2 separate regions of the Homo sapiens genome follow, and region 1 is linked to region 2. Evidence: read pairs that join two places in POLR2A ChIA-PET (ENCODE). Cell type or tissue: Panc1. All regions are shown on one strand. Each heading gives the region's core, and the rest is flanking DNA. Links, peaks and the distances in the headings are about the cores only.

The links. ChIA-PET counts read pairs that join two places held together with the same protein. Peaks named below come from ENCODE experiments on the same cell type or tissue, not always from the same donor. Only the 100,000 strongest peaks of a DNase experiment are listed, where the experiment ranks them.
Region 1: POLR2A ChIA-PET joins it to region 2 with 10 read pairs; 3 of 35 experiments call an interaction of 5 or more read pairs at or near these places.

The regions. Positions count from the first base shown.
Region 1 is chr9:32,963,456-32,973,116 of GRCh38, reverse strand. APTX (aprataxin) reads left to right here. Exons shown (of 8, transcript NM_001195248.2): 8 at 1-501. Among named protein-coding and RNA genes, the nearest start is that of APTX, 33 kb to the left of the region's middle. In Panc1, for the core only: CTCF peaks have their summits at 4,285 and 4,485 (motif pointing right); a DNase peak (open chromatin) is centred at 4,556.
Region 2 is chr9:33,040,056-33,049,716 of GRCh38, reverse strand. SMU1 (SMU1 DNA replication regulator and spliceosomal factor) reads left to right here. Exons shown (of 12, transcript NM_018225.3): 11 at 1,459-1,611; 12 at 2,326-7,952. The coding sequence ends at 2,424. Among named protein-coding and RNA genes, the nearest start is that of DNAJA1, 20 kb to the right of the region's middle. RefSeq lists a silencer at 5,059-5,378 and an enhancer at 5,233-5,734. In Panc1, for the core only: CTCF peaks have their summits at 4,633 and 4,838; DNase peaks (open chromatin) are centred at 4,886, 5,006 and 5,456; H3K4me3 peaks cover 1,678 bases; H3K27ac peaks cover 2,150 bases.

The DNA.
Region 1 (9,661 bases), core at 1,190-9,189, 77 kb after region 2:
AACCTTTAATCAGAGCATCTAGAGTGGCCTCTTGTTTATCCTGAAGATACTGATGGGTCTTGTTTTCTGTTAGTCTGTTTTGTAATATTCTTTTCCCTTCCTTCATGGGGAGGCTTAGTTTGTCCAGTCCTTCCATGCCCTTCTATCCCAGATTACCTAAATGTTCCCTTCTCAGGAATTCTGTCTCATCAGTTCTTCACAGTGAGAAAAGAGGCTAGATGATGGTGTGGGGGGTTGGAGTTTTCTTCTAATACCGAGGGTTCCTGGCTGTGAGGAAACAGCCACATGTTCGTCATGATTGAGCTGTGAAGTCTTCTTGGACCTGTTGTCTGAAAATAAAGTTAATTTGTTTGAGGCATCTCTCTTAAGTAGGTGGAAACTATTGAAGTTCAGCTAACAATCACAGCATAGGTTCTGATGCATGGAAAGGTGGTTGGTGAATGAAAAAGTTGCGTAGAGCCACTACTTTCTTTTTCCCTGAGAATAAATTTGGATAAAACAGTTGTATTCAGTTGTTTTTTGGGATAATATTAGAACTAAAGGTGAAGGGAAAACTAAAAAGTTGGGTTTGATGAAATTGTGGATATCTTTGGGGATGTGACTTTTCACTCAAGTTGTGAGAAAAAAGGAAACACCCTTAACAAAAGCTTCTTCTGGAGAGAAAAAGCCACAGTCCATAGAGACATTTGACCTCAATGTCTTTCACAAACAAACAAGATGCCACAGTGGTTACTTAGTGAACATAGGTATAGTAATAATTATATAATTAATGATCATAGCAGCTCACATTTGTCTGACTCCTGTGTGTCCTGCATTATGCTAAACACTGTACTCAAGTGATCTCATTGAATTCTCACTGTACATAACTCTATGAGGTTACGTGCTATTGTTATGCCCCTTTAGTGGATGAGCATCTAATATTCTACAATGGTTCCTGGGCACTATCCAAAGTTGGTATTGATTCTGATGCATCAACTCATTATTTTTCTTATCAATTGAACAGTATAAATGCAAGACTAACAGCAGAAGCCATAGAACCCAGGGGCCTTGGACCTGTGCTGATCAAAAGCTTTCCGTGGCATTTCATTGATTTCCCTGAGATCAGCCAGTTCCTTTAGCCCTTTTTGTCCATCTCTCATTCCCAACATCTTTCATCTCTTTTCTCTGCTCCTTCTGCACTCCAGGATTGTAATCCTTAGGTCATTAGTCCATCCATCCATAGTTCTTCTATCTGGCTTGATGCTGGACCTTTGGGCCTGCTTGATTGTCTGCTTCGTCTCCTGAGGTGGTTGTCTACATACACTGTGGCTCCTGGACGTTCTTCCCCAACCCAGCTGCAGAGGGCATGTGGCTTCATAGCCTTTTATTTGCTGTCATCAGGTACCAGGCACAGAAACTCTTGAAAATTGTCTGGGCACGGTGGCTCACGCCTGTAATCTCAGCACTTTGGGAGGCCGAGGCGGGCAGATCACAAGGTCAGGAGATCGAGACCATCCTGGCTAACATGGTGAAACACCGCCTCTACTAAAAATACAAAAAAAAAATTAGCCGGGCATGGTGGCGGGCACCTGTAGTCCCAGCTACTTGTGAGGCTGAGGCAGGAGAATGGTGTGAACCCAGGAGGCGGAGCTTGCAGTGAGCCGAGATTGTGCCACTGCACTCCAGCCTGGGTGACAGAGTGAGACCCCATCTCAAAAAAAAAAAAAAAAAAAAAAAAAAAATCATGGGCATATTAGTTAAAAACAGGCTCTGGATTCAGACCTGGGTTCCAGTCCTGGCTCTGCTACTCACAGCTGAGGGATCTTGGGCAAGTTACTTATTTTCTCTGAACTTTGGAATTCACATATGTAAATGAGCATAACAGAGTTGAGTTATAAGGATTAAATAATCTATGTAAAGGGTTTAGCATAGTATCTTGCATAGAGAAAGACTCAATAAATGGTAACTGGAAGCCTCTGCTTTTATCTCAGTGGAGGCTGGGAAAGAGGAATTCACCTTATCCATGCCTCTCTCTGCATCTGAAGCCTTACTGCCCCTGGAAACTTTCTAAATATGTACTCCATGGACTCCTTAGATCAGAATTACTGGTTTCCCTTTAAAAAAATGTAAGCACTTGGGCTTTACCAAATAATTACTGAATCACAATCCTGAGGGCCTAAGAATCTTCATTTTAAACCATTCAGGATGAACTTGATTTTATTGATGTTTGAGAACCACAATATAAATGAACCTTTGGCTTCAAAGCACCTTGCATTTCTGAAGCTTATGGATTTGGCTGTTCCCTGCCAGGACACAAATAGCATTTTCTGGTTAGCTGCCTGGGCCTGTCATAGGTCTGCCTTCCCTCTGCTGTGTCAGGGTTATTTCAGAGTCTGGGGAGACCTCCGGCATTAGCTGAAGGGGAGTCCCTCGTTACAGGGATCAGCCCTTCCTTTCTTCAGGAGTTTGGCAGAGCTCCTTTGGCCCCAGGCTCTTAGGAGCCATGTCTGGAGATGACTTCCCCTCAGTTGCTCCCGTTCCCTCTTCATGCCCAGAGATCAGTCCAGTGGCTTGGTCTGGGACCTGTAATGAACGCTGCCAGCCTTAGGCTCAGAGCGTAAGTATTTTTCCTTCTCTGGGCCTGTCTCTGAGATACCCAGGTACAAATGGTCCTTGTAGGGACTAGATCATACTTGAGATGGTAGTTAAGGATGTCTTTAGATTCAGGGATATTTTCTAGAGCCTGGCATCTGATAGTCACACAGACTGGACATGGCTGGATATCAGAGAGTTAGGACTCATCTGTCAGTGTTGGCCTAAATGCTTCCCTCTGCTTCCAACAACTCCAACTTGGAGGGAGACTTTCGCAGGGCTCTGAAGATTCTACCATAGACTAATTTTTAAAAATGTGATGAAAGCCGTGAAACCTCTTCAGCATAATGAATATTTACACATTTTGTATATGTTATCAGGGAATTTATGGAGCCACTGACGTGCTTCCATAGGGTCTGTGGACCCCAGTTTAAGAATCTCAAGAGAAAAGGGTCATTACCATGCATCTGGGATATACAGGAGGGGTCTCAGGTCACTGTGGAGGACTGGCGCCCACCACCATGCCTGGCTAATTTTTATATTTTTAATAGAGATGAGGTTTCACCATGTTGGCCAAGCTGGTCTCAAACTCCTGAGCTCAAGTGATCTTCCCACCTCAGCCTCTCAAAGTGCTGGGATTACAGGCGTGAGCCACTGCGCCAGGCTTTTTTTTTTTTTTTTTTAAATATTTTACCAACCAAGAAGAAGCATTGTAGTTCTGGCAGCCACAAGTTGAAAGCTGACACAACCCACTGCCCCCACCCCCAACTAGTACTGTTTGACATTTATTGGAGGAAAAAAACTATCATTTATTCACATTGAAGAATTAGTTACTGGCCAAAGACCTTTTGTAGAATCTTCTCCAGAAACTGTGGGAGGTCCTCCTAGAATGCTAGTTGGAGTTGCCAGGGTCCAGAGGCACCTCCATGTCCTGGGTCACCAGACCACCAGCCTTTGCGGCTCTTTCCCCAGCTGCATTCTGGAGGTAGGAAGCTGGGCCCAGGGCAGAGAAGGGGGCATCTGGGGATGTCTGAAGAGCCAGTTGAGCAGCTGAATCACAGGCATTCTCTAGGTTACAAATACATTGCTCAGAGACTAGGACTGCTTTCGAGAACCCACAAAGTGGAAGATGTTCATGACAAAGCAAGAGGGTCAATAGGTCAAATACTAAAATGTGTTCCCTCCAGCTGGCCAGGCATTAGGAAAGAGACCCAAGATGTGGGAGGGAGGCCCCAATAGGTATCTGAATCCCCCACATCCCCGCAGTAGCTCAAAGCCTCTATGTCCCCTTTATGTGAATGAGAAAAGGCATGCCCTGCAAGCAGAAGCTTTTAGCTCACACTCACTTGAGACTGAGGGCCACATAGGGTGCAACCGTACGTACAATCTTACGGTGTGGGGTCCCTGTTTCTCATGAGGTTCTCTAGGAAAGGTAGTTTTTTTGGTTCTCCATCATGTACCCAACGAAATTAAAAGAATATGGAACAAAACAGCCTTGCAATAAAATTTCGTTGAGTGAATGACACCTGTGTCAATACACTTGGAATGGATGTAGAAAAGATAACTTTTTCTGTTACATCTGAATTTGATTGGCAAGCATGTTGTCCAGTGAGTCTGCATCTTTGCCCTTAGAAACAGTTATTTTTATTTTTTAAATCCCTTTTTTTCACAGGTGTTGATCTTTAATTTTTTTTATTTAAACATTTTTTCTTGCCTTCTTCATTTTTCCTTCATATGACTTTGGAAACATTCTGATAAACATCTTACTGCCATTGTTTATGGGAAAAAAGTATATCTTACAGGTTAGAATTAGTGGAACATAAGCATGTTAATATTTTTCCACAGAATTTTCCAAATCTTTGCTAACAAAGCAAGTGATTAGGGAAACTGGGGTTTTCCGTATCTTTTCTGTGAATGGTCTATTTTCGGGGCTTGCCATGTTTGGCCACCAGATGGCAGCATTTGAACAATAAATTTTTAATTGTCTTCCACAAGACAAAGCTGTTTTTGAAGCCCTTTTATAAAGTATCTTATGTTTCAGAATCAATGCTTCAAAATAAAATATTTAAGGGGCTTTTAAAATAAGACTGATGTGTGTTTAACGTATCTCCTAATTAAGATAGAAGTTTGAGGGAAAACCAGTGTGTGGGTCAAAATACAAAACATACACGATTGACTGGGAGGCTGTTTGGCTGAGAGGTGAAATAGACTCTAAAGTTGGCTGGAAGCTGGGCGCGATGGCTCACGCCTATAATCCCAGCACTTTGGGAGGCTGAGGCTGGCGGATCATTTGAGGTCAGGAGTTCGAGAACAGCCTAGCCCCTAGCCAACATGGCAAAACCCTGTCTCCACCAAAAATACAAAAATTAGCCAGGTGTGGTGGCACGCGCCTGTAATCCCAGCTACTTGGCTGGCTGAGGCACGAGAATCGCTTCAACCCAGGAGGCAGAGATTGCTGTGAGCTGAGATCGTGCCATTGCACTCCAGCCTGGGTGACAGATCAAGACTGTGTCTCAACAAACAAACCCCAAAAAACATTCTTTCTATTAAAAAAAATAATAAGTTGGCTAGAGCCAAGGTTGAAGCCTGATTCTGGCAATCATGAAATGGGTCTTGGGGCATGTCAATGCATGGTAGGCATTGAAAATATGCTGGCAAATTTTCTTAATTTGACCCCAAGTTAGTGACTGTTGTTCACATCACAAGAATACCTGGGAGTAGCACTGGTAGCAGACACTTCTTTTGGGCATATTCTTCAAAAATGGCATCATTTTTACATCGACAATTGCTAAGTCGCTGGTGGTCAAATATTAGAGGAAGCACTGTCAAAGCAGGACGGTCAATATACAGAGAAGGTAAAGGGCTGTGTCTGCATTTTCCATGGGCCAGCTTCCCCGCAAACCTCCTTTTGATAGAAGAACCTAGCTTCATCTGTCTTCCATCTCTTCCAAGCCTTCTGTCTTTTAAGCAGGCAGAATAAAAGCTCCAATGCCAAAGAGTACAAGAATATTAAAATTGAAAAGGACTTTATGTACCAGGGGTCCTGACATTTTGAGGGAGTCATAGATCCAAAATTTGGTGAAGATGATAGCCCCTTTCCCATATGTTTTGCATGTAATTTCAAGGGAAGCACCCCAAAAATCAATAATCCATGGATTTTCTAGGGCAGGTCTTCTCAGCTGGTGTGCGTGTGTGTGTGTGTGTGTGTGTGTGTGTGTGTGTGTGTGTGTGTGTGTGTATCCCCTAGATTCTAATTATTTTGAACCAACTGGCAGTCCTTTTTTCCAAACTACACACAGAAAGTCACTCTGCTACCACTGGGCATCTAATCTCTCTGGTGCTTTGGGGCAAAGTTTAATCTCTTGCCTGGAGAATCTATCAGAACTCTTTATTCTAGTAGCCTCTGATGTTCCATTGAGGGATTTGAAACATAGAAGTGACTTATAATATCAGCAACCAACTTATGTCCTAATTAAACATCAAGAGTGCTTGCATTCCCAAATTCATGCTGGGAGAGAATATACTAAAACGTTAATTAGCGGTCCTCTCTTGGTGGTAAGAATGTGGATAATTTAAATTGTGTTATATTGTTGTGCACGCTTCTAAATTAGCTACAGTGAATACATATTTGGGAGTGTGAAAAAAGCCTCAAATTTTATTTTTAAAAAGTGATAGGTCACAAAGGAATGTAATCAACATTCAATTATTTATATTAATAGCTGATACAACAAAAAGTGGCTAATTTTTTTTTTTTTTTTACAAATAATGCCAGTTCCATTCGAGTGTTCTGTGGCCCTCCAGAGACAGGCATCCTGCAAGGCCAGATTTCAAGACCAAATTTGCTTGAGTCTGAGAATGACACACGTGAAGGTAATTCATTTGATCTGATGGATCTGATATTCCTAACACTAGATCTAGAAAAATAGTGGCTTTTTCTCTGTTTGCCCCTAACCTCAATGTCTGCGAGACACCAACTACATTTTAGTTATTCAAAATTGCTGTCCATAGCAACTTTCTGTTTGTACTTACAAATGCCTTTCACCACCCATTGAGATCCCATGATTTCCCTTGTAAATTATGTTGATATGAAATGTTACATTTGGTTTCCAAATACTGAACCACCTTGAATTCTGGGGGTGAATCCTCTTGGTTCCCTAGGGCTTCTCTTTCAGTATTGACTTTGACTCTGAAACATTCGTGATGGGATGGGTTTGGGGAATAAGATTTATAGATTGATTTATGTATTTGGCCTGGTCCCCAGATTTTAACAAAAGTATCAGGAAAAGGGGAAGAAAAGATGGAAAATGAGAAGAATGGTTAGAATTTTGGCTTGTTGGATCAGTTCCCAGAACATCCTTTGTGTTAGAGAAATCAAGTAATGGGAGAAGTGGAAAGAAAACAAAAAAGTTAGTGAAGCTAAACCAATCTACATAGTGAAGACAGAAGGGGGTGAAGGACTGAAAAAGATAGGTGAATATTTGGGGCAGACTTTGAGGCATCTGGGAAGTGGGAGCTTTGGAGGGCTCTGGGAGATTTGGGGAAAAGAAGGGGATTTGAAGAAGGGTTGGTCTCTCTGGGTATAAATGAGTCCCTTTTAATATATTTTTGAGAGACAAACAAAGATTATATACTTGATTAATTTTTTTTTCTTTTTTTGGTAGAGACAGGGTCTCACCATGTTGCCCAGGCTGATCTTGAACTCCTGGCCTCAAGGGATCCTCCCATCAGCCTTCCAAAGTGTTGGGATTATAGGCATAAGCCACTGCACCTGGCCTTTTTGGCCACATTTTGACTTCTGTTGTTCCTATTCCAATTTCTCATTTCTTGCATTTTGTATTTCTTCTTTTTTTCTTGATAATATTTGCTAGATGTCTGCTTATAAAACGCTGTTTTTTAGAAAAGTAGGTTTTCTTTATAACTCTTATTTTTGCCTTTTCTTTTGCTTTAAAAAAAAACTTTTGAGTCAAAGTTCATATACTTTAATATTAAGAATTTTCTTTTGGCTGGGTATGGTGACTTACACCTGTAATCCCAGCACTTTGGGAGGCTGAAGCAGGCAGATTGCTTGAGCCCAGGAGTTCGAGATCAGCCTGGGCAACATGGTGAGACTCCATCTCTAAAAAAAAAAGTTAAAAAATTAGCTGGGTGTGGTGGCAAACACTTGTAGTCCCAGCTGCTCAGGAGGCTGAGGTGAGGATTGCTTGAGTCTGGGAGGTCAAGTCTGCAGTGAGCCGTGGTCATGCCACTGCACTCCAGCTTGGGTGACAAGCTGGAGTCTCTTTTGGGTCTCAAAAAGAAAAAAAAAGAATTTTATTTTTATGATGAAATAAATTTTTAAAAATAATGAAAATATTTATGGCTATAAATTGAATGTTGGGTTGGACCTGAGATTTACAGAGACTGCCTTGGCTGTTGATAAGAAGAAAATACTTACTCTAGTTTCAAGACCTGAACCATCAGGTTTTCTTGTTTCCATCAGAGAAGTCACATGTCAGGATGCTTAAGTGTAGGATAAGGCTTTGCTCCTTGTATATTTCACAAATTTTTTTTTCTTTTTTCTTTTTTTGAGATGGGTTCTAACTCTGTCACCTAGGTTGGAGTGCAATGGCATGATTATAACTCACTGCAGCCTTGAACTCCTGGGTTCAAGTGATCCTTCCACCTTAGCCCACAAATATTGTTTCTTCCTATTTTCTTATACATGAGTAGCCTTCTACCCCCGAGCACAGAAACACAGGATCTGCTATTAGTCTTTTATACTTCAGCATGATTTTACAGATCACTATTATCTTTTCCAGACAGGAATTTGCATTTCAATTCTTTTTGTACAACAAAAAGCTTTGTCCTCAATTGAAGGATTTTTAATTTTAACGAAGTCCAATTTTTACATTTTATCTTTTGTAAATTGTATTTTGGTGTTGTAAAGTCATTGCTAAACTCAAGGTCACCTAGATACCTAGATTTTCTCCTATATTATCTTCTAGGAGTTTTATACTTTTATGTTTTATATTTATGTCTGTGATCCATTATGTCTATGAGTTAATTTTTGTGAAAGGGGTAAGATTGTTATTTAGATTCATTTCCGTGAATGTCCAGTTGAAGCATTTTTAAGCATTATCAGATGGGGAATATTTTTTTTTTTAGTGAGAAAAGACATTTATTTTCTTATGTAAAACATATATTGCATATAACAGTAATAATGACATAAGTTGATTTATAAAGAAGGCAAAAATAAACAATATTCAGAATAAAAAGCTGATAGCAGTAGAAATTTAAAAATTGAAAACTTTTTTTTTTTTTTTTGAGACGAAGTCTCACTCTTGTCCCCCTGGCTGGAGTGTGATGGCACAATCTTGGCTAACTGCAACCTCCACTTCCCAGGTTCAAGCAATTCTCCTGCCTCAGCCCCGCGAGTAGCTGGGATTACAGGCATCTGCCACCATGCCTGGCTAATTTTCGTGTGTGTGTATATATATATATATACACACACACACATATATGTATATACACACACACATGCATATATATATACACATATATATACACACACATGTATCTACACATACATACACATATATATATATATACATTTATTACACTTTAAGTTCTAGGGTACATATGCACAACGTGCAGGTTTGTTCCATAGGTATACATGTGCCAAGTTGGTTTGCTGCACCCATTAATGTCATTTACATTAGGTATTTCTCCTAATGCTATCCCTCCCCCAGCCCCCTACCCCACGACAGGCCCTGGTGTGTGATGTTCCCCACCCTGTGTCCAAGTGTTCTTATTGTTCAATTCCCACCCATGAGTGAGAACATGTGGTGTTTGGTTTTCTGTCCTTGTGATAGTTTGCTGAGAATGATGGTTGCCAGCTTCATCCATGTCCGTGCAAAGGACATGAACTCATCGTTTTTTATGGCTGCATAGTACTCCATGGTGTATCTGTGCCACATTTTCTTAATCCAGTCTATCATTGATGGACATTTGGGTTGGTTCCAAGTCTTTGCTATTGTGAATAGTCCTGCAATAAACATATGTGTGCATGTGTCTTTATAGTAGCATGATTTATAATCCTTTGGGTATATAC
Region 2 (9,661 bases), core at 1,056-9,055:
TCAAGTGATCCTCCCACCTTAGCCTCCCAGAGTGCTGGGATTACAGGCATGAGCCACTGCATCTGGCCTCATTTTCTTGACAGTGGCTTTTACAGAGTAGAAAATTTTAATTTTAATGAAGTCTAGCTTATCAGTTATTTCATGGATCATGTCTTAGGAGTTGTATCTAAAAAGTCATCAAACTCAAGATCATCTAGATTTTCTTTTTTGTTATCCTCTAAGAGTTTTAAATACAGTTTTGAGTTTTACATTTAGGTCTGTGATCCATTTTGAGTTAATTTTTGTGAAGACTGTAAGGTCTTTATTTTATTGTGTCTAGATACATTTTCTTGCATGTAAGTGTCGAATTATGGCATCTCTTGTTGAAAACACTATCTTTTCTCTATTATATTGCTTTTGCTACTTTGTCAAAAATCAGTTGAGTGTATTTCTGGGCTTTGTATCCTGTTCCATTGATCCAATACCACACTGTCTTCATTACTGTAGATTAGTAGTAAATCTTGAAGTTGGGTATTGTGAGCCCTCCAACTTTGTCCTTCTCTTTCAACATTGAGTTCGCTATTCTGGGTCTTTTGCCTCTTTGCGTAAGCTTTAGAATTGGGTTGTCAATATCCACAAAATAATTTGCTGGGATTTTGATTGGGATTGTATGAAATCTGTAGATTAAGTTGGGAAGAACTGACATCTTTACCATATTGAGTCTTCCTGTTCATGAACATAGAATATCTCTGTGTAGTTCTTTGATATCCTTCATCAGAATTTTGTAATTTTCCTCATTTAAATATTGTATGTATTTTGTTAGATTTATACCTAAGTATTTTCACTTTGGGGCTGCTAATGTAAATGGTATCATGTTTTAAATTTCAGGTTAATCCCAAGCCCTAACCCTTGGCAACCACTGATCTGTTTTCCATTATTATAATTTTGTCATTTTGAAAATGGTATAGAAATGGAAGCATATAGTATGTAAACTGTTCGCCTTTTCAGATTGGTTTCTCTCAGCTTGGTTTATGATGATTTTAATGTATCAATAGAGCAAGCAAAGTCTTAGAGACTGAGTGTCATCCTGTATGGGGAAAGCTTCTCATTCTGTTAGAGGAAACTGGAGAGCAGACATCCAGAAAGCTTTGAGAAATACTGGTATATTGATTTAGAAAATTGTTTTTTGTATGGCAATGAAATTTGCTTAAGGGTAATATGTCTCTTTAGGGCATGATTGGTGACGTGGGATGTATGAATTCTAAATTTTTGTCTGCCACTTAGTTTAGATTACTTATCTATTGAATATTTCCCAGGCAAGGGGAGTTAGCACATGATGAACAGGACTGGAGATCTAATTACAAATGATAGTAAACCAAAGTGCAAAATAACAACGTAAAAATGTCAGTTTAAAATGCTGCACATGGTTGAGCTGCTACTAATCCTGATGTTTTTTTCTTGGGGTGTGGTGTGATCTAGATTGTCAGAAGCTTCAGTTCTGGTAAAAGAGAAGGTGGGGACTTTGTTTGCTGTGCCCTCTCTCCCCGTGGTGAATGGATCTACTGTGTAGGGGAGGACTTTGTGCTCTACTGTTTCAGTACAGTCACTGGCAAACTGGAGAGAACTTTGACAGTGAGTATTACTTACTAAGTTCATCTAAAGAAATATGGTAGGACTTGTGTCTTTCTGAACTCTGAAGTATGTGCCTTTTCCAGAGCTATCGATGTGACCCTCAGTATAAAATATGTTGTTTTAAAACATTTAGCTCCATGTCAAATTCAAGAAGTAAAATTAATGTCAGCTGCTATGATGATCCCCAAATCTCGGTGGCTTAACACTATATAAGTTTGTTTATTTTTATTTTATTTTATTTTATTTTGAGAGGGAGTCTCACTCTGTCACCCAGGCTGGAGTGCAGTGGTGTGATCTCGGCTCACTACAACCTCTGCCTCCTGGTTTCAAGTGATTCTCCTGCCTCAGCCTCCCAAGTAACTGGGACTACAGGCACATGCCACCACTCCTGGCTAATTTTTTGTATCTTTAGTGGAGACGGGGTTTCACCCTGTTGGCCAGGCTGGTCTTGAACTCCTGACCTCAAGTGATCCACCCGCCTCTGCCTCCCAAAGTACTGGGATTGCAGACATGAGCCACTGCGCCCAGCCTAAAGTTTATTATTATGTCACAATGTGATGTGAGTTGGAAAACCCTCCTCCATCTTTCTCCTATGCCATTTGGAATATGTGGCCTCCCAAGATCTCTTTTTCCCTTCCACCCACCTCTGGAAGCCTCATCAGAGTGATTTATTGCAGATCTGTACATCCTAACCCTGTGCTTTACATGTTCCAGGTGCACGAGAAGGATGTGATTGGTATTGCACATCACCCTCATCAGAACCTGATTGCTACCTACAGTGAAGATGGACTCCTAAAGCTCTGGAAACCATAATTCAACTTTTCTTTTTAAATCAGCTCGAAAGCATGTACTTAAATGAAGCATATTCATGTAATGTGCTTTTTTTTTTTTTTGCCAGCTTTTCTAAGCAAATAGATTGTCTGAATTAGTCACAGAATAATTTTGTGAAAATTCATGTTTAAGTAGCAACTACCCTTTCTTTTTTTATATATTTTTAAGGTATTAGTTTATCTTCTTCTAACTGGTGCAGTCACTTAATGTTTTCATTAATCTTCGACCTGGAGAGTGAAATACTGATATTTCTAGAAAAAAATTCTACTCCTCTGATTATTTGAAATGCTGAGGAAAATGTCCCTCCCATAGTAAAACTTGTAAATAAGGAACTATATCATATTCAGTAGCTGTGTTCTGTTCCATCTTTTTTTTTTTTTTTGAGATGGAGTTTTGCTTGTTGCCCAGGCTGGAGTGCAGCGGCACGATCTTGGTTCACTGCAACCTCCGCCTCCCAGGTTCAAGCGATTCTCTTGCCTCAGCCTCCCGAGTAGCTGGGGACTACAGGTGTGCGACACCATGCCTGGCTAATTTTTTTGTATTTTTAGTAGAGATGGGGTTTCACCATGTTGGCCAGGCTGGTCTCAAACTCCTGACCTCAAAGGATCCACCCGCCTTGGCCTCCCAAAGTGCTGGGATCACAGGCGTGAGCCACCATGCCCGGCCCATCTTTTTTTTTTTTTTTTTTTTTAAAGATGTTAATAAACTTTATACCTTTCTGGAGACTTTGTTCTAAAATGTACATAAATGCTCATCTAGTTAACATATTTACTTAGAATGTGGGAGGAGGAGTCACATTATTATCCCTGAATCTCAAGTACAGCAGAAGTGAATTCCTGGGATAGTAGGATAGACTAACATGTAAAAAGGCCAGGTGATGCATAGGTTCTCATTTCACTGCCCTCAGCCTTCCTCTCCTTCTGAGCTGTGCCTTCTCACATGTTCAGTCAACTCCAGGGAATATTGTCTCCATCTTCTGGATAGAACTAGTTGCAGGATCCGTTACAAGAATTCAGAGTTTTGGCATCTCCCCTTTGTATGTTGTAGGAGAAGGTTTGGCATTGAAAATGTGCTGTTGTTCCAAAGAAAAATTAGCAAAGGACTTGAGATTTAGAAAAGTCTCCTTTGTAATGTGCATCATTACCAGTTATCTAAAGAAAAACATGTAAAAGCCAACAAAACCCTTGAAAATATTTTGCATATGGATGTCTGTTTCACGTTTCAACTGAAGATGTATAGAGCACCTCTGATGATGAGGAAGATACCATGCTAGGCAGTACTTTCAAGAACGTGAGTTCTTATTTCTGCAGGCCTTTTGTGCCCCCTTTTAAATGTTAGCATTTATTAGGTACAAACTAGTGGGGAAGGTTTTTTTAAAAAGTTTTGCAGTCTTGTAATTTACCTTTTTAAAAAATTTATTTTATTTTTCTGAGATGGAGTCTTGCTCTGTTGCCCAGGCTGGAGTGCAGTGGTGCCATCTCAGCTAACTGCAACTTCCACTTCCCAGGTTCAAGCGATTCTCCTGCCTTAGCCTCCCAAGTAGCTGGGACTACAGGCGCATGCCAGCATGCCTGGCTAATTTTTGTATTTTTAGTAGAGCGGGGGTTTTGCCATGTTGGCCAGGCTGGTCTTGAACTCCTGACCTCAGGTGATCCGCCTGCCCTGGCCTCCCAAAGTGCTGGGATTACAGGCATGAGCCACTGCGCCCAGCCTTGTAATTTACCTTTGATGGTGACCTGAAATGCAGTATGATCCTATATGTGGCACGTAGTAATGTTCAGTGTTTGCTGAATTAATTCTGGGCAGCACTAAGAAATCCCTCTTTCCCAGTCATATTCTATAACACATTTCCCATTTGCCACAAAACCTGCAGCTTTTTGGTCCAGGTAATGACATTTGCTGCCATTTTGATGATTTAAAAATGGTCGTGGGAGTTGAACATAGTCATGAATTCAGGATTCCTGAGCATGTAGACAGTCATCCCAGTGGAAAGACACGTTCACTTAAGAGAAGTTTAAGTTAGAGGAAACAGTTTATGCTAAAAAAATTTTTAGAAAAGTCCTTGAGAATTTTTGATTTAGTCTTGACCTCATGAAGCTGGTAGTTATGATGTGCATAGTTTGTATCACCGTTTATGAAGATGGAGAATCTAGTCAGCACGTGTTGGTTTATTCTAGGAATTTTTAGGGAACACTTCTGTTGCTGGCACCAGGTGATGAATATGGTTAAAAAAAGACTCGTTTCTGCCTAAACATAGGGAAGAAGAGCAAATTAAAAGGAGTAATTAAAACTGATAAAAGCTCAAGTTACCTTTGTGATGATGAGGCGGGCAGTTAACGCGAAAGGGTTGGGAAAGGCTTCCTGGAGGGACTAGGGGGCGGTCTAAGCACAGGGAACCTAACCGGGGACTCCAGTGTGGCACAGCGGCAAGGTATGTGCTGGGCAAAATGATAGGTGTCTTGGGAGACCAGGCAAAGAGAGCTGGATTAGGAGCCGTTAAGTATATATTTTTCTTCTTTTTAAATAAAATAATGCACTGGGTGAACATGTAAACGCTAAGTTGAAAATCTGCCTTTCCCAGGTAACCCTTGTTAATCTTTCTACAACTTCATTTCGTACAAACCTGAAAAACACACTGATTTTGTCTTTAAATGGGCACACGCTGCTTACACTCCTCGGCGCCTAGCCTTTCTGAAGCCCCACGCGGCCGTCCCTCCAGCATTGAAGGCTGGGGCAGCCCAGCTCCCCTCCAGCGCCCTTACAGCCAGACCGCGGCGGGGTCGGGCCGCGCACGCGCAGGGCGGACGGCCGGATCTGGGGCGCCGCTGCTCCGGGTGGTCGGAGGTAGGAGTCCCATCTTGGGTCCAGGGCCGGTAGAGCCCCTTACCGGGGGTAGGGAGACTGCGCACCCGCTAGAGCCAACTGTCAGGGCCTGCAGACGTCGGGTGACGTCACTGTTACAAAATTGGCGGTCACATCGTCTTAAGGGCCGGTGGCAGCGGCTGCGCGAACGGGAGTTGGCTGCCGGGAATCAGTGCTCACTTCCTTCTGAATTGGGCGTGTGCAGTCGGTTCCTAGGGAAGTGCTCTGCTGCAGCCACCAGATTTAACGGATGCTGCTCTCTAGCACTTAACATAGAAGCTAAACTACCTGGCGTTAAAATTAATTCCATGAGCATAAGGACATTTGTCCTATCCCCTATTCTGCTGTTGAATTAATGACTGGAAAACATTGCGCGGAGGTATTTGGGAGTAGTATGGCTTTTTTTTTTTTTTTTTTTTTAACAGCAAATGGTATAAATCTCAGGTACAATTCAGTATCTTCTTCACCAGTTGTTTTTTTTCAGCATGTATTATTACTACCACTAACGGCCTCTGTTGAGCCCTTCCTTGCTATGTAAGCAGCCATATTTAATTCTCAGAACAATGTAATGAGGGTGCGCAAATGCACATGAAGAAACAGGTTTCCAGACGTGAGGCACCTAACTCAGTCCAACTTGCACGAAGCTCGCATTGAAAACCAGATGTGACTCCGAAGCTAGGTTTTTTTTCTCTCTTGCCTCACTCTCAATATTGCTGTCAGTTCCTCCTCAATCTTTAGGTTTGGGCAGGGACAAAGAATACATGGATTGTTCCTCCACATGCTGCAAACACATTCACCTAAGCAGAGCACAGGTAGTGAGATGAGTAGAGAGAACTGAATTAGAGGATTCTGGATGTCAGTCTTTGCTGTCACTTCTTTTGGCTTGTGCTAGAACAGTGGTTCTTACAAGTGTCACGTGATAGACACATTCTAAGGTCCTATCCCAGACCTACAGAATCAGAAATTGGTGGTGGGGCCCAGCAAGCGTGCTCAAATTTGAGAGCAGGTAGACTACAGGGTAGTTTCCGCATATACAAAAGGTGTTTTAATTCTTGCTGTCAGTCTCAGAAGTTTCATGCTGAGATAACCAAATTTAAATGATAAAGGTGCAAGACTGACTCTTAAAATCACATTTTTTCAAATTGCCATAGCTTGCTAGTGTTCTCATTCACTGTGCTTTTACAGCTTCATTTTCCACTATTTTAAGAGAAGAAATTGCTATGAAGTGTATGTCCAAGTGAGGAAGTTCCCTGGTCTGAGGTTGTTTAAAACTTACAATAGGCCGGGCACGGTGGCTCAAGCCTGTAATCCCAGCACTTTGGGAGGCCGAGGTGGGTGGATCACGAGGTCAGGAGTTCAAGACCACCCTGGCCAACATGGTGACACCCTGTCTCTACTAAGGATACAAAATTAGCCGGGCATGGTGGCACACGCCTGTAGTCCCAGCTACCTAGGAGGCTGAGGCAGGAGAATAGCTGGAACCCGGGAGGCAGAGGTTGCAGTGAGCTGAGACTGTGCCACTGCACTCCAGCCTGGGTGACAGAGCAAGACTTGGTCTCAAAAACAAAAAACAAAAAAACCAAACTTGGAATAGCAAGGGCTGCCCATTATTTAACCTTCCACGGCAATTTTAACAGTGGTATTCTGTTCCAAGTGGTTAATATTAAATCCATGTGTCAGTGTTGGTGGCTTTCAACCTTGGCTGCGCATAATCATTTTGATGCTTAGGCTACACCCAGCCGAGTTATACAGAATCCCTGGAGGGTGGGACCTGATGAGTGTTTTAATGTTTCCCGGGTAATTCCAATGGTAGCCAAGGTTAAGAACCAGTACCGTACGTACAAAAAAGTTGAGAAGCTAATTTCACGTACAGAAAATTTGCCACTGTTCCAAGAGCACTCTCAAGCGACATAATTGGCCTCTACTCCTATTCCCTACAAGTATGAATGGGCAGGAGAAGCATCACAGAGAAAGCAGAGTTAGTGCTGGAACTTGTATTTTTGTGGATGATGACCTTGGTTAATGTTTTTTCATAGGCTCTGTTTCATAGGCTTTGTTTTTTCATAGGCTCTCCCTCATTACATTGTTCTGAGAATTAAATATGGCTGCTTACATAGTAATGAAGGGTTCAACAGAGGCTGTTAGTGGTAGTAATAATACAAGCTGAAAAACTACACAGACAAACCTATCAGTTTCTGCCTCTTCAGGATATAACTATTAGGTTAGTGCAAAAGTAATTGCGGTTTTTGCCATTAAAAGTAATGGCACATTACTTTTGCACCAACCGACCTAATATGACTTTCTTTTAGTGTTCTTAGGATTTTTAATTGTAAAACATGTAACAAATTTTCCTAAACAATTGTGCAATTCAGTGGCATTATTTACGATGTTACGCAACCACTATTGTATTTCCAAAATGTCATCACCCTAAACAGAAGCCCTGTAACATTGTCAATTAACTTCTCCTTCCCTTCCCCTCAGCCTTTGGTACTGTTTCTGCCTCAATGCATTTGTCTAAGTTTAGTTCATATAAGTGAAATTATACAATACTTGTCCTTTTTTATCTGGCTTATTTCATTTAGCATGTTTTAAAGGTTCATCCATGTATCAAACAGTAAAGTGCTTCATATTTGGGGGAAGTATAAAAAGTATTCCTTTTAATGGCTGTGTATTTCACAGTGTATGTACACATGTATATTGAGAATTGAGAGATTTGTAGGTACACATTAACCATTTGTTGGTGGACAGTCAGGTTTCCACTTTGGGCTGTTGAGAATGCACAGTAAACACTGACCATACGAGTTTTTTTTTTTTTTTTTTTTTTTTGAGACAGTCTCCCTCTTGTCGCCCAGGCTGGAGTACAATGATACAATCTTGGTTCGCTGCAACCTCCACCTCCTGGGTTCAAGCGTTTCTCCTGCCTCAGCCTCCCAAGTAGCTGGGATTATAGGCGCCCACCACCACACCCGGCTAATTTTTGTCTTTTTAGTGGAGACGGGGTTTCACCACGTTGGCCAGGCTGGTCTTCAACTCCTGACCTTAGGTGATCAGCCCGCCTAGGCTGCCCAAAGTGCTGAGATTAGAGGTATGAGCCACCGCGCCCGGCCTTCATTCGTTTTTAATTCCTTTTGTATAGTCATCCCTCAGTATCCATGGGGGTACTGGTTCCAGGACTTTCCATGGATACCAGAATCCGAGGGTACTCAAGTCCCTGATATAAAACAAGATGGTTATTTGCATATAACCTACACATCCTGCGTAATTTAGCCATCTAGCTCTAGGTTACTGGTAATACCTAATACAATGTAAGTACTATGTAAACAGCTGTTATACTTTTAACAGCTGAAGTCTGTACATGGTCAGGAAACAATTTTTCCCAATTGTTTTTGATCCAAAGTTGACTAAATCCATGGATGTGAAACCCAAAAAGGAGGGCCAGCTCTGGGTCATGTGGTAATTCCATGTTTAGCTTTTTAAGCAGCTGCCAGACTTTTCTACAGCAACTGCAACATTTTACATTACCACCAACAAAGTACAGAGGGTTCCAATTTCTCCATATTCTTATTTTCCATTTTTTGGATTAGAGCTATCCTATTAGGTATGAAGTGGTATCTGGTTTTTATGTGCATTTCCCTTATGACTGACAAACGCTGAAAACCTTGTGTGAGATTTGTAAAAATTTTTAAGCGTCCTATAAACAATGCTTTTTTTTTTTTTTTTTTTTTTTTGAGACGGAGTCTTGCTGTCACCCAGGCTGGAGCGCAATGGTGCAATCTTGGTTCACTGCAACCTCCGGACTGGGTTTGAGCAATTCTGCCTCAGCCTCCCGAGTAGCTGGGACTACAGGTGAGTGCTACCACACCTGGCTAATTTTTGTACTTTTAGTAAAGTACACCACGTTTTCACCAAGTTGGCCAGGCTGGTCTCAAACTCCTGACCTCAGGTGATCTGCCTGCCTTGTCCTCCCAAAGTGCTGGGATCACAGGTGTGAGCCACTGCCACCATGCCTGGCCTAAACAATGCTCTTAAATGCATTAAAATACAGGTTCAGAGATTTTTAGAATTTGTACATAAACCCAGTGAAAAGTGAAATCTGTCACAAAGCACTTTTTTGAACACCGATCAATTATACTTTCCTGAACATCTGCTTCACATCTCCAACTTTAGGGTAGCTGTGGGTGGCTGGCACAGACTAAAAGGAAGTTGACAAACACTGATGGTTTGGGAACCTTATTTTTTAAAGTTTTTCTCCTTTTTAAACTTGTATTCTTTATGAGAACTTGTTCTCTCATGCTCACTCCAATGTTTGCAGTTTTCTAAGTCCCCTTCTTCTTGGCTCATTACCCAGTCCTCCACT